Linked DNA regions of Homo sapiens: all the other regions are linked to region 1. A link is a contact called in ENCODE Hi-C or POLR2A ChIA-PET data. All regions are on one chromosome and are shown on one strand. Each heading gives the region's core, a stretch centred on a gene start or an enhancer-like site at or near the end of the contact. The rest is flanking DNA. Distances are from core to core; before and after follow the strand shown.

What was found. Hi-C counts contacts between places; a loop is a spot of excess contacts on that map. ChIA-PET counts read pairs that join two places held with the same protein, here RNA polymerase II (POLR2A). Pooled maps may share reads with other maps.
Region 2: a loop to region 1 is called in a pooled map, with 3 times the contacts of the local background. The contact joins the enhancer-like site here to the promoter of SLC15A4 in region 1. A Hi-C loop is called at or near these places in 2 of 37 single-sample maps with no recorded cell type and 9 of 50 pooled maps.
Region 3: a loop to region 1 is called in a pooled map, with 9 times the contacts of the local background. The contact joins the promoter of ULK1 here to the promoter of SLC15A4 in region 1. A Hi-C loop is called at or near these places in 1 of 168 maps with a recorded cell type or tissue (gastrocnemius medialis) and 7 of 50 pooled maps. POLR2A ChIA-PET finds 5 or more read pairs at or near these places in 1 of 52 experiments (activated T-cell).

The regions. Positions count from the first base shown.
Region 1 is chr12:128,821,212-128,825,774 of GRCh38, forward strand. SLC15A4 (solute carrier family 15 member 4) reads right to left here and starts at 2,747. Exons shown (of 8, transcript NM_145648.4): 1 at 2,187-2,747. The coding sequence starts at 2,732. It overlaps LOC124903083 (a long non-coding RNA gene), which reads left to right and starts at 2,733. Exons shown (of 2, transcript XR_007063602.1): 1 at 2,733-4,563. RefSeq lists enhancers at 758-877, 938-1,017, 2,498-2,657.
Region 2 is chr12:132,069,507-132,074,069 of GRCh38, forward strand. It overlaps EP400 (E1A binding protein p400), which reads left to right. Exons shown (of 53, transcript NM_015409.5): 51 at 1-135. Among named protein-coding and RNA genes, the nearest start is that of SNORA49, 41 kb to the left of the region's middle. Within about 2 kb of position 2,470, at least 3 of the 41 ENCODE cell types and tissues checked have a DNase peak (open chromatin) inside an H3K27ac peak, as active enhancers do.
Region 3 is chr12:131,892,709-131,897,271 of GRCh38, forward strand. It overlaps ULK1 (unc-51 like autophagy activating kinase 1), which reads left to right and starts at 1,914. Exons shown (of 28, transcript NM_003565.4): 1 at 1,914-2,404; 2 at 2,893-2,985; 3 at 3,075-3,116. The coding sequence starts at 2,294. It overlaps LOC124903059 (a long non-coding RNA gene), which reads right to left and starts at 1,450. Exons shown (of 2, transcript XR_007063538.1): 1 at 1,139-1,450; 2 at 350-867. RefSeq lists silencers at 1,584-1,633, 1,664-2,173, 3,241-3,390, 3,316-3,610, 3,581-3,640 and 1 more and an enhancer at 4,098-4,563.

The DNA.
Region 1 (4,563 bases), core at 1,497-3,996:
GCCAGTACTTCCTGCCCATTCTACTTCCATAGCTGAACTCCATCCATCCACTTCACCCACCTCCACTGCCTCCACTCTAGTTAGGAGAGACTCCCACCTCATGTCCCTAATGTCACCACTTCCTACACAACCCATTCTCTACAAGCATCCGCACACTTCTGTGAAGGGGCAGGCAGTTCACATTTTGAGTTCTATGAGACATCTCGTCTCCATCACAGTTACTCAATTCTGCCACTGCTTAGTGAAAGCAGCCCCAGTGTAGTGGCTGTGTTGCAGAAACAGGTGGGGCTATGTTCCAATAACGCTTTATTTATGGAGATTGAAATTTGATTTTCATAAAATTTTCACTGGTCACAAATGATCCCGTTTCCGACCACTTAAAAATGTAAGAACTAGCTGGGCGCCGTGGCTCATGCCTGTAACCCCAGCACTTTGGGAGGCCGAGGCAGGCAGATCACAAGGTCAAGAGATCAAGACCATCCTGGCCAACACGGTGAAACCCCGTCTCTACTAGAAATACAAAAGTTAGCTGGGCACAGTGGCGTGCACGTGTAGTCTCAACTACTCAGGAGGCCGAGGCAGGAGAATCGCTTGAACTCAGGAGGTGAAGGTTGCAGTGAGCTGAGATCGCGCCACTGCACTCCAACCTGGCAACAGAGCGAGACTCCGCCTCAAAAAAAAAAAAAAAAAAGAAAGAAAGAAAATATTAAGAACCATTCTTAGCTTGTGAATCCTCAGAAAATAAGAAGCAGACCTGACCTGCTACCCCAGCTGTAGTGCCTGCTCTGCACAAATCACTCCCTGCTGGAACCCAGTAAAGCTCTCGACTGTATCCCCAACGCTTTAACACTCCTCACATGATCCGGCCCCAGCCTTCCACCTCACTTCCCACTTTTTTTTATATTTTCTGAAACGATCTGACTTTGCTATTGCTCTTAAAGGCGGCCTATTCTGCATATAATACTTGGTGGCCACGTCCTTGCCCCTCCTGAAGAGCTGCAGTGGTTCCTCCCTCACTTCTTGGCAGTTACAGTTGCAGGGGAGCAGCTTGATGCTAACTTGATTCAAACTCATTTTCATCTGAGCTTTCCGACCCAACCTAGCCCGTAACTCCTTTAAAGCCACGAAGACGCAATATGAGTGTTTTCCCACTTCTTTGTAAAGGAAGCTAAGGCAACAACGGGGGCTTCCCCTTCCCTCAGCTTCCTGGCCCAGGGCCCTGCACCTGCGAATCCCCATGTCTGGAAAGCTCCTCAAACAACTGCTCTTTCCTAGCCTTCTGGTCTGAACTTACAGGGCCTGAACATAGAAGGGTCCCGTTCATTTATTTTTTATTTATTTATTTATTTTTATTTGGAGACAGAGTCTCGCTCTGTCGCTCAGGCTGGAGGAGTGGAGTGGCGCGATCTCGGCTCATCGCACCTCTGCCTCCCGGGTGCAAGCGATTCTCCTGCCTCAGCCTCCCGACTAGCTGAGAGAACAGGTGCCCGCCACCACGCTCGGCTAATTTTTGTATTTTTAGCCAGGCTGGTCAGGCTGGTCTCGAACTCCTGACCTTAGGTGATCCACCCACCTCGGCCTCCCAAAGTGTTGGGATTACAGGCGTGAGCCACTGCGCTCAGCGTATTTTTTAAATTTTATTTATTTATTTTTTTGAGGTGGGGTCTCACTCTGTTACCCAAGCTAGAGTGCACTGGTGTGACCCTAGCTCACTGCAGCCTCCGAAACTCGTAGGCTCAAGGAATCCTCCTTTCTCTGCTAGGACTACAGGTGTGCGCCTCCACGGAGGGCAAATTTTTAAATTTTGGTAGAGATGAGGTCTCACTGTGTTGCCCAACCTGGTCTCAAAGTCCTGGGCTCAAGAGATCCTCCCGCCTCGGCCTCCCAAAGTGCTGGAATTACAGGCGTGAGCCACCGCGCCCGGCCTCTCTTTTCTTTAAAGCCACTGTGGCCATCACTGTGTGTGTAGACCTCACCCCGCCCCAGGCAAACCCCTTCCAGCACCCATCACACCGGTACCTCCAGTCTTGGCCCACCTGCTGGCGGGATTCCTCGGCACTAGACAGAAGCCCCCCGGGGCAAGGGGCTCCCTCCGCGGTCAGAGGCAGGGACTGGGGCAGGGGAAGAGGCTGGGGCTGGGCAGGGGCTGGACAGGGACAGGGACAGCGCGCGGGGGCGCGGCTCACCTGGTCGGCGCCGAAGGGCGTGATGTTGGCCTTGACGGTGGCCACGCCCAGGCCCACCAGCACCAGCCCCGCGAAGGTGGCCGGTGAGCAGCAGCGGGCGGCGGCGTCGGGACCAGGCGCCGTGCAGTTGAGCAGGCGCGCGGAACCGCAGAGCGCGGCTCGCGTGGCGGGCGCGGCCAGCAGCGGGAAGGCCAGCATGCCCAGCAGGTAGAGCGCCAGGCTCAGCAGGATGGCGCGCGCCCGGCCCAGCCGCGCGTCGGCCAGCCAGCCTCCGAACGGCGAGCCCAGGTAGGTGAGGCCCATGAAGAGCAGCAGCGCCTCGCTGGCCTGCGCGCCCTCCCAGCAGAACGGCGCCCCGTTCAGGAATAGCACCAGGTTGGACGTGATGCCGTAGAAAGCGGCGCGCTCCAGCAGCTCCGTCAGCAGCACGGCCCCGCACGCCGCGCGCCGGCCCGCGAACGCCCCAGCCGCCGCCGCGGCCGCCGCCGCCCGCCGCGCGCCCAGCAGCGGCGCCCGCTCGCCCGCACCGCCCCCAGAGCCCTCCATGCGACGCCGCCAGCTGCCTCGCCCCGCCGCCGGGTCACCTGTCCCAGAACCCAGGGCCGCCGCCCTTCTCGCGAGACTGCCGGGCCTGAGATGTCCCTATTGGGCGGGCTCGCCGCTGCTCAACGCCCCACTCGCCGGAACTTCCGGCCCCGCCCCGGGCACTAGGCGAGGAGGTGGCCGGTATTCTGGATCACTGCGTGTCTTGGGGAGCTTGGGATTCCGCAGCTTGGCGGCCGAGAGCCTTTGTTTGCCTTTTTGAGACAGGGTTTCCCTCTCTCGCCCAGGCTGGAGCGCAGTCATGCGGTTACGCCTCACTGCAGCCTCAGCTTCCCAGGATCAAGCGGCCCTCCCACCTCAGCCTCCCGGGTAGCTGGGACCGCAGGCGCTCGCCGCTGCCTGTGGCTAATTTTTAAACAGTTTTTTGAAATGGGGTCTCGCTTTGTTGCTCAGGTTGGTCTCGAACTCCTGGCATCAAGCGTTCCTCACGTCTCAGCCTCCCATAGTGTTGGAATTACGTGCATGAGCCACTGCAGGCAGTCGGACTAAGGGAGTTTAAACAAAGAAGCCGGAGCCTGGCCCTCTTCGGGCTTCGGTGGGGCCCAGTAGGCAGCCAAAACTCACACTGAGACGGCGGCTGCTCTCCAGGCGGGTTTGCTCAGGCTGCCCCCGTGCTCCCTGCCCTGGGCTTCAGTCCTGGAGAGGACCCGGTTTCTCAACCCGTGCATCGTTGGCACTTTGAGCGACGGGACTGTCCTGTGCGTTGCACGATGTTCAGCAGCAGCTTTGGCCTCTGCTATCCACTAGGGGCCAGTTCCACCCCCTAGCACCTCAGGTTAACAACCGAAAATGTCTTCTAGACTTTGCCGAAGGACTCCTGGGGGCAAATACGCCCCCATTGAGACTCACTGGCTTAGAACAAGGCAAGCTCCAGCCTGTTTCAGGCTTTCCCAGAGACTGCCCCTACACCATCTATGGTTGCATGGCTGGCTTCTCATCCTTCAACCTTCCACCGAAGTGTTGACTTCAGAGAAACATTTTTTTCACTAGCCTGTCCAAGGCCCGAGTATCCCATTCCATCATGTTACTCTTTTCTCCTTATTACCTGTTACATTTTTTAATTTATTCGTTTATCTCCCCAACCTGCATGTGTTAACAGGTGTAAGCTTCCTGATGGCAGGATTCTCTTGTGTTTTGTTCCTCACTGTGCCCCCTGCCTCTGGGACAGCGCCTGGCACATAGTGGAGTGAAAGAGTGCCGCCCAAAAATGGCCCTCAGCATGGCTTCAGAAATTGAGACCCCGGCCTGGGATGGTGGCTCACGTCTACAATCCCAGCACTTTGGGAGGCCGAGGCGGACGGATCACGAGGTCAAGAGATCGATACCATCCTGGCCAACATGGTGAAACCCCGTCTCTACTAAAAATACAAAAATTAGCTGGGCGTGGTGGCAGGCGCCTGTAGTCCCAGCTACTCAGGAGGCTGAGGCAGGAGAATCGCTTGAACCAGGGAGGCAGAGGTTGCAGTGAGCCGAGATTGTGCCACTGCATTCCGGCCTGGTGACAGAGTGAGACTTCGTCTCAAAAAAAAAAAAAAAGACAAAAAAAAAAGAAATTGAGACCCCGGCCTGGGATGATGGCTCACGCCTATAATCTCAGCACTTTGGGAGGCTGAGGCAAGAGGATTGCTTGAGCCCGGGAGGTAGAGGCTGCATTCAGCAGTGAGGGCATCACTGCACTCCAGCCTGGGTGACATAGTGAGACCCTGTCTCAAAAAAAAAAAAAAAAAAAGGCAAGAAAGAAAGGAATCGTGATCCACAGCTGCTGCAATGATTC
Region 2 (4,563 bases), core at 1,220-3,719, 3.2 Mb after region 1:
CAGATCACCACCCCTGGCGCGCAGCAGAAGGTTGCCTACGCCGCGCAGCCGGCCCTTAAGACCCAGTTTCTTACCACACCCATCTCCCAGGCCCAGAAACTGGCCGGGGCCCAGCAAGTGCAGACCCAGATCCAGGTGAGCGGGGAACAGGGTGAGGGCCCGAGTGTCAGGAGTGGGTGCCCGGCCTTTGGATTGTGTGTCTCGCGGGCTTTGCGAGCTCCCAGCCCTTGCGGCTGCACTGGGTGGTGCACTGGAGGGAAGTGTTGTCTCCTGGCCTCAGGTTTCAACCCCTCTGGCTCCTGGGAAGGCTCCTCTCTGCCGGGGCCTGTTCCAGCTGTCGCCAGCTTTGCCTTCATGTTCTGGACGTCGATCTCCAGCTCTGTGGGGTACAGCTGCCCTCTCCCAGTTCCAGGCTCCTCTTCTCCCTTCCTGGTGTCTTTTTTAAAAATATATTTTATTTTATTTTTTGATATTTTTTGATATTTCTTGTTCATCAAGTTCTACCTGGTGTCTTTGGGAGAACTGAGTTCCTGATTTCATGTGTGCAGTGTGCCCTCCCGTCTTCCTCTCTGCCTAGAGCTTTTATGTCCTGCTTCCTCCCAGAGCTTATGGAGTTACCTCCCTGCATCCTTCTCTAAGAGCGGGGGAGTGGTACCTTCTTAGCTGGTCTTCCACCCTCCTGGAGTTGGTTTTTGGGTATGAGATAGAAACAGGAATTCAGTTAGAGCAGGGGAGTTTTACCTTCTCAGCTAGTCTTACATCCTCTGGGAATTGGTTTTTGGGTCTGAGATAGAAACAGGAATTCAATTTGATGTGCTCTATGAATACCCTATTTTCAGCCCCATTTATTTAAAAGCCCAATTCTGTCATCCATCGATCCACAGTGCCGCCTCCACCTGAGATCCTGTGGGGAAGTTCAGGGCTTCTTGTCTCAGAGGCCATGCTGGTCCCACGGCGCTCTCGCTATGAGCGGCAGTGACACTTGGTGTCTGGAGGGCGAGTCCCCCTACCACACCCTTCCTTGGGTGTAGCGTGCCTATTCTTGGCTCTTTCCACTTCTGTGTTAATTTTAGTTAGCTTAGTTCATACACTACAATCAAAACTGCTGAAAGTTTTTATTAGAATTGCATTGATTCTGTAGCTGTTCAGGGGAGAGTTGACATCTTTACAGTCTTTCCTTCAGATTCACCAATATGATGCATCTTTTGTTACTTAAGTCTTTTTTAATGCCTTTTAATGAAGTTTTCTAATATTTTGTGAAAGTGTTATAGATTATGTTAGTTTTATTCTTAAGCAATCAGTATTTTTTGATGCTTTTGTAAATGGTATGCTTTTAATTTCCATTTTCTGTCTCTGGCTGTTGTACATTTTTGTACATTAGTTTTTTATTCTGGCCGCCTTGCTAGATTCTGGTTATTTGAATAATTTATCTTAGGATTTGGTTTTGTTTTGTTGCATTTCCTTCGTATACAGTTGTATCACCTGTAAATCATGACGATCTACTTCTCCCATCTTAAACCCTTGCTTTCTCCTGCCTTACTGTGCTGGCTGGGACCTGCAGCACAGTGGTGAATGTCAGAGTCCGTATTTCACTGTGAAGTAGGGTGTTTGCTGTGTTTTTGTCAGAGTAAGAAAATTCTGTTCTTTTCTACTTTGCTTGAAGTTTCTGTTCCTCTTTGTTACGGTGCTTTTTGTCTTGTTTAAAGCCCATGTGTATGAACTCCCTCCCTCCCTTACACATCTCCTTTAGCCTCAAAGCTTTAAGTCCTGTCTCGGTGCGAATGATACCCAGATTCATGTCTGTAGCCACTTACTGTCCTGAGTTCCAGATTCTTCATCCTACCTGCCTTTGACAGATCCATGGAGATGTCTGATCCCTCAGGCCTCAGGTGTGTACGCCTGACCTGCTCCTACCAGAGGCTTCCGGCTCAGGAAGGGCAGCTGTCCCTGCAGACCTTTAGCCTACTTGAGAAACCCCTACAGTCATCCATACAGGTCCAGCCCATTGGCAGGCAGCTGTGTGTGCTTGACTTCCAGAAGAGACCTGGAGCAGCCGCTTCCTGTTGCTACTGTCAGCTCCTCCTCCGCACCCTTCCCTGGTTGTTGCCATCTCTCCTGCTTCCTTTTTGCCATCCGTCCCCCAGGAATACTTTGTGGTTGTGTGGGTGGGTCGGGGGTGTGGGGGTGTGGATGTCTTCTGCAGAGCCCTGCTGCCCACGGCTCCTGGCCTGTGCACCCCTCTGCACTTGCTCCTCTGCACCTGTGCCCCTACCAGCGCTGCTCACAGTCTCCCTTCCTGCTCAGCTTTTCTGCTCTCTGTTTCTGTATTATCACCTTCAACAAATACTATAAGTACTTTGTTCAGGTGATTTTGTCTCCTCCAATAAAGCAAGCCCCATGAGTACAGGTGTGTCCGAGGGCTGTTAGTACAGTGGACAGATGGACTGTTGTAGTGGGTTATAGTCATTGAATCTTGTGATGTTCAATCATTGTGTTCTGGGGTGACTCACTGGGTCCTGTGGTAGTTGTCATTGTGCATGGATGAGTTCAATTACTGCTCTTGTGTGTGTGACCTCACGGCATCGGGGCAGCTCAGCCTCGTTCGTGCGCTCTGCCTGCCTTGTCAGGTCTGTTTCTGAGACGCGCTCCTGCTTGTGTTGCCCAGGGTGGCCTCGAACTCCTGAACTCAAGCAGTTCTCCCTCCTCAGCCTCCGGAGGGCCCGGGACCGCAGGTGTGTGCCACGATGCCGGGCTTTTGCCAGGGTTTTTACTTCCTTTCCTTTCTTTTATTTTGCTATTCATTTTCTAACTTGTTAAGATGGAGTACCACCTGAGCTTATTTCACAAATTTTATTATTTGGTTTTCCTTCAGTCCTAAATGTTTTTGAATTTCCATTTTGATTTCTTATTTACTGCCTGGGTTCTTTTTAGAAGTGTTTCTTAATTTCCAGGTGAGGTTTTCCAGTTACTTTTTATTATTGACTTAAAAATAAATCTTCATTGTATTGTCAGAGAATGAGGTCTCAATGATTTCAGTCTTTGAAATTTGTTGAAACTTGCTATCTAGTCCAGAATACAGTCAGTTTTAAAAAATGGTCTGTGTCCTTCCAGAGCAGTCTTCAGGATGGGTTCACTTGTGAGATGATTTTGTTGTAACTGGGTCAAGTTTACTGTGTGTGTCATTTCGGTCTTCTGTGTGTCCTGCCAATCACTTGTGTTACTAGTTATTGAGAAGGCGTGTTTAGATGTCCCATTCTGAGTATGCCTTTATCTGTTTCTTCTTACCTTTCTCTCTGGTTTTGCTTTATATCTTAGAAGGCTTTTCATTAGCCACATTTAAGTTTAAAGTTTTGAATTTTGTTATTTTGAAATGACTCTTACTGTCTTCAGTAATATCTCTGGTCTTGAAGCCTATTCTCCTCACATGAGTAAAGCACCACCCTCCTGTTGGAAGTTTTTGGTCTGTGTTTTTCCTTCCTTGTTTTCAGCCATTCTCTGTGTGTCCCTCGTCACCTCCTGTGAGCAGCTCGCGGGCAGGTCCGGTGCTGTTGTGAGGTCAGGCTTTCCATCTCTGACTCTTACCTGAAACACGTGTCCACTTGTCTGTATATAAGGTTGGGTATATTTGAATTTCTGGCTTCTCTTTTGTTTGGACTCTGTTTGTCTTGCTTGTTCTGTTTTTTCTTTCCTCCCTTCCTTGCCTTCTTTTGGGCCACCTTCTCTTTTTTTTTTTTTTTTTATCAATTCTCCCCTCTGCCAGTGAAAAATTATATATTTTCTTTCTGTTCTTTAAGTGGTTACCCTAAAATCTCCATGTGCACACTTCTGTATCAGAGTATGAAGTTAACGATGGCCTCCACCCTCTTCTCCAGCAATGATCTTATCACACAGTAGCTCAGTTTATTCATCTCAAATGCTGCTGTTAGTGTGCGTTTTAATTCTGTCCCTTTTCCTTTTTTTTTTTTTTGACACAGTCTTGCTCCATCGCCTAGGCTGGAGTGCAGTGGCGCGATCTTGGCTCACTGCAACTTCCGCCTCCTGTGTTCAAGCGAGTCTCCTGCCTCAGCCTCCTGAGTAGCTGGGATTACAGGCACATGCCACCAGGCCCAGCTAATTTTTGTATTTTTAGTAGAGATGGGTTTCACCATGTTGGCCAGGCTAGTCTCGAACTCCTGACCTCGTGATGCACCTGCCTTGGCCTCCCAAAGTGTTGGGATTATAGGCGTGAGCCACCATGCCCAGCCATAATTCTGTCCTTTTTCATCTTTGACTTTTTATGTGGAATTACTTTCCTTCCACTTGACCCATCCTTTGGAATTTCCTTTAGTGCTTGAAAATGCCTGTGTGTCACTCTTGTTCCTGAGAGACAGTTTTGCTTAGTACAGAATTCCGGATTGGCATTGTTTTTTGGGGTTTTTTTTTTTTTTTTTTTTTTTTTTTGAGACGGAGGCTCACTCTCCCATGCTGGAGTGCAGTGGCATGATCTTGGCTCACTGCAACTTCTGTCTCCCACATTCAAGAGATTCTCCCGCCTCAGCCTCCCGAGTAGCTGGGACTACAGGC
Region 3 (4,563 bases), core at 664-3,163, 3.1 Mb after region 1:
GACCCCGTTAGCTTGGCTTTCCAGGCCAGGGTGGGCTGGGCTGGGGTTCCCTGAGTACTTTCCAGGAGTACAGGCTTCGCCATCTCTAGCAATCTCGGCCCTCACGGTCTGCCCTGATCACCTCAGCACGTAGCCACCTGTTCACTCATTTTTCTCTTGCAATTTTGCCACGGGTGGTGCAATCTTTGCTCTTCTTGTCCCCCACCCCTAAGCGCTGGGAGCTCCTGCAGGCGGGTCTTGTTCTCACTGTGTCAACTGCAGCACTTACCTCGCAGCGTGTGCTCTCTGGGCAGGCCGGTGTGCAGCAGGCACTCCAGGATGTGAGTGAATGCTATGGCTGACTACGGGGCACTGTGGAACCTCTTTATTGGGAAAACAAACATGGTGGGCCAGGAGACCTCTTGTCCCTTCCAGCTCGGTGGCTTCTGGCCCCCAGTCCAGGGTCGGGAGTCTGTGTGTCCTGCGGCCTGGAGGATGAGCTGGGTGCAGGTAAAAGGCATCCAGGACTTGCTGATCCAGCCCAGGGCATCAGGCTGTCCAGCTGCTGGGCTGCTCTGGGAGGCAGCATGGAGGGTCCTGGCTGAAGTGTGTGTTTCTGGGCTGTTACTTTAGGACTGTACTGAAGGCTGGGTTGGTGAGCATTGTTTAGAATCATGCATTTGCAAAAGCAGTGCTTGCACGTGGTGAAAGCCATTCCAACTAGCGCGCAACGTGTACGGTGAACAGCACTAACTTTTCCCCGGTCCTCTCTCCCAGAGCAATCGCTGTTGGCTGTGTCTTCTGTGAGTGAGCCCCCGGGCTCTTTTGGCTGCCGGCGGTGTGACTTTGGACACATTCTCCAACTTTTCTCCGCCTTGATTTCCTCATCTGTAAAACAGGGACATAACAGCAAGTGCCTCGTGGAATCATTGAATGGATGCACTAATCGCTGGAAAGTGCGCTGCTTGGCCTAAGTGATGAGTTAGCTGTCATTATAGTTAGGAACGACCATGTACACATTACAGGCGTTTCACACACACACACATCCCAATCCTACCGCTTTCTTAAAACGACAGACAGTACAGTGCCCTGTTCCATATTTTGCTTTTACTTAATTATAATCTTTGGAGAACTCACCCTTGAGCACAGGTATATTTACCTCTGTGCAGTGTTCCACAGGACCGATGCGCAGCCCATCTAGCTAACCTTTCCTCCCCAGCGGATTTATGGGCTATGTCGTTGGTTTGGGTGACAACTTTTTGGTCTACAATTTTTTTTTTTTTTTTTGCAATTTGGCATTATGGAACTCAACTTTAAATGCCTAACCTCTAACTCAGCCATTCTATTTCTAAGAATTAATTCTGCGCAGTCCCCCGTTTTGGGAACATTTCCCACGCCTGTTCTCCATTCTCCTGTAGAAGGGGAACAGGGAGCGGGAAGGAGGGGAACAGGGAAGGGGAGGGAGGGGAACAGGGAGGGGGGACAGGAGGGAGGAGAACAGGCAGTGGGGGCGGGAGGGGAGCGGGGGGGAAGGCATGGGAGGGGGCGGAAGGGAGGGGGCAGGGAGGGAGAGAGGTGATGGGAAGGGGAAAAGGAGGGAGGAGGACGGAGAGAGGGGAAAGGAGGGAGGGGAGCAGAGAAGAAGCGGGGCGGGGAAGGGGCGGGGAAGGGGCGTGGAAGGGAGTGGGGCAAGGAATCAACACTGAGCCCCGTGGCCCGCTCCCGGGTCAGCGCGCCTCTCTGCTCTCACCGGGGCGGGTCCGCTGTTGGCCCCACCCACTCCCAGCCCACCCGGCCCCGCAATGGCCCGGCCCAGCCGCCCACCCCCCCGACAGGCCCCGCCCCATTCCCCGCCCCCCGTCTGTTCGTCACGCCCGGCTCTGCCGCTCCGTCCCGCAGGCCCCGCCCTCATCCCGCCTCCCGGCCCGGCGCGCAGTGCGGCTGCGCGGGCGTCTCAGGCTCTGAGGCCCGGGCGCCGCGGCTCTTTTGTTTCTCCGTTGGGGCCGAGCCCGGGCCCTAGTTGGAGCCGGAGTCGGAGTCGGAGTCGGATCCGGATTCGGATTAGCAGCCCGGGAAGAGTGCCGTGGCACAGGCGCCGGAGGGAGCGCGACCCTCGGACCCCGCCTGGCCCGCGGGGCTGGGACCCGGCCCCGGCCTGCCCGATGGGGCGCGCGGCCCCGGAGATGCGCCCTCGCCCGGCCCCGCGCCCCCGGCCCCGCGCCCCCGGCCCGCCCGCCCCGGCCCGCGCCTCCGCCTGAGTCCCCCGCGCCTTGGCCCGCCACCCCCCGCCCCGCGCCCCCGGCCCGCCTGCGCCATGGAGCCCGGCCGCGGCGGCACAGAGACCGTGGGCAAGTTCGAGTTCTCCCGCAAGGACCTGATCGGCCACGGCGCCTTCGCGGTGGTCTTCAAGGGCCGCCACCGCGAGGTGAGGCCCCCGTCCGGCCCGGGATCCCCCGCCCAGGATCCCCTGCCCCTGCATCCCCGCCCCGAGATTCCCCGCCTGTCCCGGGACCCCCCCACGCCTCCCGAGAGCCCCACTCGACTTTCCAGGCCGACCCCCACCCCAGGATCCCCACCCCGCGACCCCCAGCCCGACTTTCCAGTTCAGACTCCCGCCCCGAGATCCGCTGCCGGGCTTTCCAGCCCAGATCCTCACTCCGAGACCCCCAGCCCGACTTTCCTGTCCAAACCCTCACCCCGGGACACCCCGCAACCTGGTCCCACAGCCGGCTTTCGAGGCTGGATCCCTACCCCAGGACCCCCAGCGCGATCCTCAACCTGGCTCCCCACTCGGCCTTCCAGTCCCGGGATTCCCAACCGGGATCATCTCAGGGCCCCACCTGTGTGGACTGGGGTCTGGGGGAGGCCTGCGAGGGGCAGCCCTGGCCTTGAAGGTGCACGTTTGGCTTTCAGAAGCACGATTTGGAGGTCGCCGTCAAGTGCATTAACAAGAAGAACCTCGCCAAGTCTCAGACGCTGCTGGGGAAGGAAATCAAAATCCTGAAGGTGAGCCAGTGCTGGGGGAGGGGGCGTGGGCGTGGGCGTGGGCAAGCCCCCCTCCCCACACTGATAACAAACTTGGGTTTCTGTCCTAGGAACTGAAACATGAAAACATCGTGGCCCTGTACGACTTCCAGGTAAGGCCTCTGGGCTGCGGTCTGCTGGGGACCGGGCTGGGGGACTGTGGCCCCAGGTGCTGGATCCCCTGGTGAGCACTGGTGTTGAGCCTGTCCAGGCTGGGGTCTACTGGGCCCCTGGAGACTCCACCCTGGGTCCAGGCCTGGGCTGGTGCTGGCTCTTGCTGTGACTTCCCCAGCTGTGAGACCGGGGAGGGGGTGTCTGGGCCGCAGGGCGCCCCAGGGCAGGGCTGAGTTCTCCTGAACAGGCATCCCCTCCCCGCCGGGCGTCAGTCCTAGGGGCCCTGCCTGAGTCCGGCGTCCCCGGCTGGCCCTGGCAGCACTGCCGGCCTGGCCCACCTGTCTAGGCCGTGTGTTTGTTGACATTGCTCCTGCGGCCGGCATTGGCCGGCCTCGCTCTGCGTCAGACGGGGCGGGGGAGGGGCCGCCGGAGACTCCTGCTCGCTGGCAGTCAGGGCCGGGCCGGGGCACAGGCGGCTGCCGCTGGCTGGCCAAGGAGATGACCTCGGGCCCGGCTGGCCCCAAGAAGCAAGCGGTGGGACCAGCTGGCTTTCGTGCTGCCTCCGTGTCCCGGGGCCCAGGGCAGGCAGGGCTGGGGCTGTGGGAGCCAGGGTGCCGTCCTGGGGACCAGGAACCTGAGGCGGGAGATCCGCCCCGCCAAAGTGCTGACTAATGGCTCTGTGACCTGTTTACTGAGCCCAGGGCCCAGCCCCTGGCTGAGGGAAGGGCTGGCAGGCCGTGTTTTGGTGGCCTCCTCCGTCCGCCTCTCAGAGCTTTGCTGTGGCCTTGGGGACCGAGGCTTGTCACAAGGTGCCGGGTGGGGGGGGCCCAGGTCCAGCGAGTACCTGGAAACCCAGGCACACTGTGTCCTGGAGCTGGGCCATCCCTCCTGCTGCTTTTCCCGCCCTCTTCCCACCCCTTTTCTCCCTGCTTTCCTCCCTCCCTTCCTCCTCTTTCCTCATCCTCTCCATGTTTGGAAGCCTCCTGCCTGGACCACAGCCTGCACATGCGTCATGGCTCTGGGAGCCAGCAAGGAGTGGACAGCTGTCCCTGGCCAGGCAGCGACTCTGAGGGACTCCCCCTCCACCCTGGGCTACACTGCCTGCTGCTCCCCTCCAGGGCTCCCCAGGTCCAGTCCTGGGCATCTCCAGGCCAGGCCCTGTGACTGTCCGCACGACCCCCGCAGACCCGGGACCAGTATCCCCAGGCCCAGCTCCATCCCAGTCAGCCACACACACCTGGTTGTGGGCATCTGCCACTTCCTCCAGTGTTGGCAACTCTGCGGCTTTCTCTACTCAGGAAGCACTTGGAGCCGCCAGCTGCAGGCGCTCCTGTCTCCGGGCACCGGGCTCTGCTGGAGCTGCAGCTTAGCCTGCCCTCGCCCCCACAGGCGTGGGGATTGTTGCCCTGTGTCGGTAAGGCAATGTTTGAGGCAGGCACCCAAACC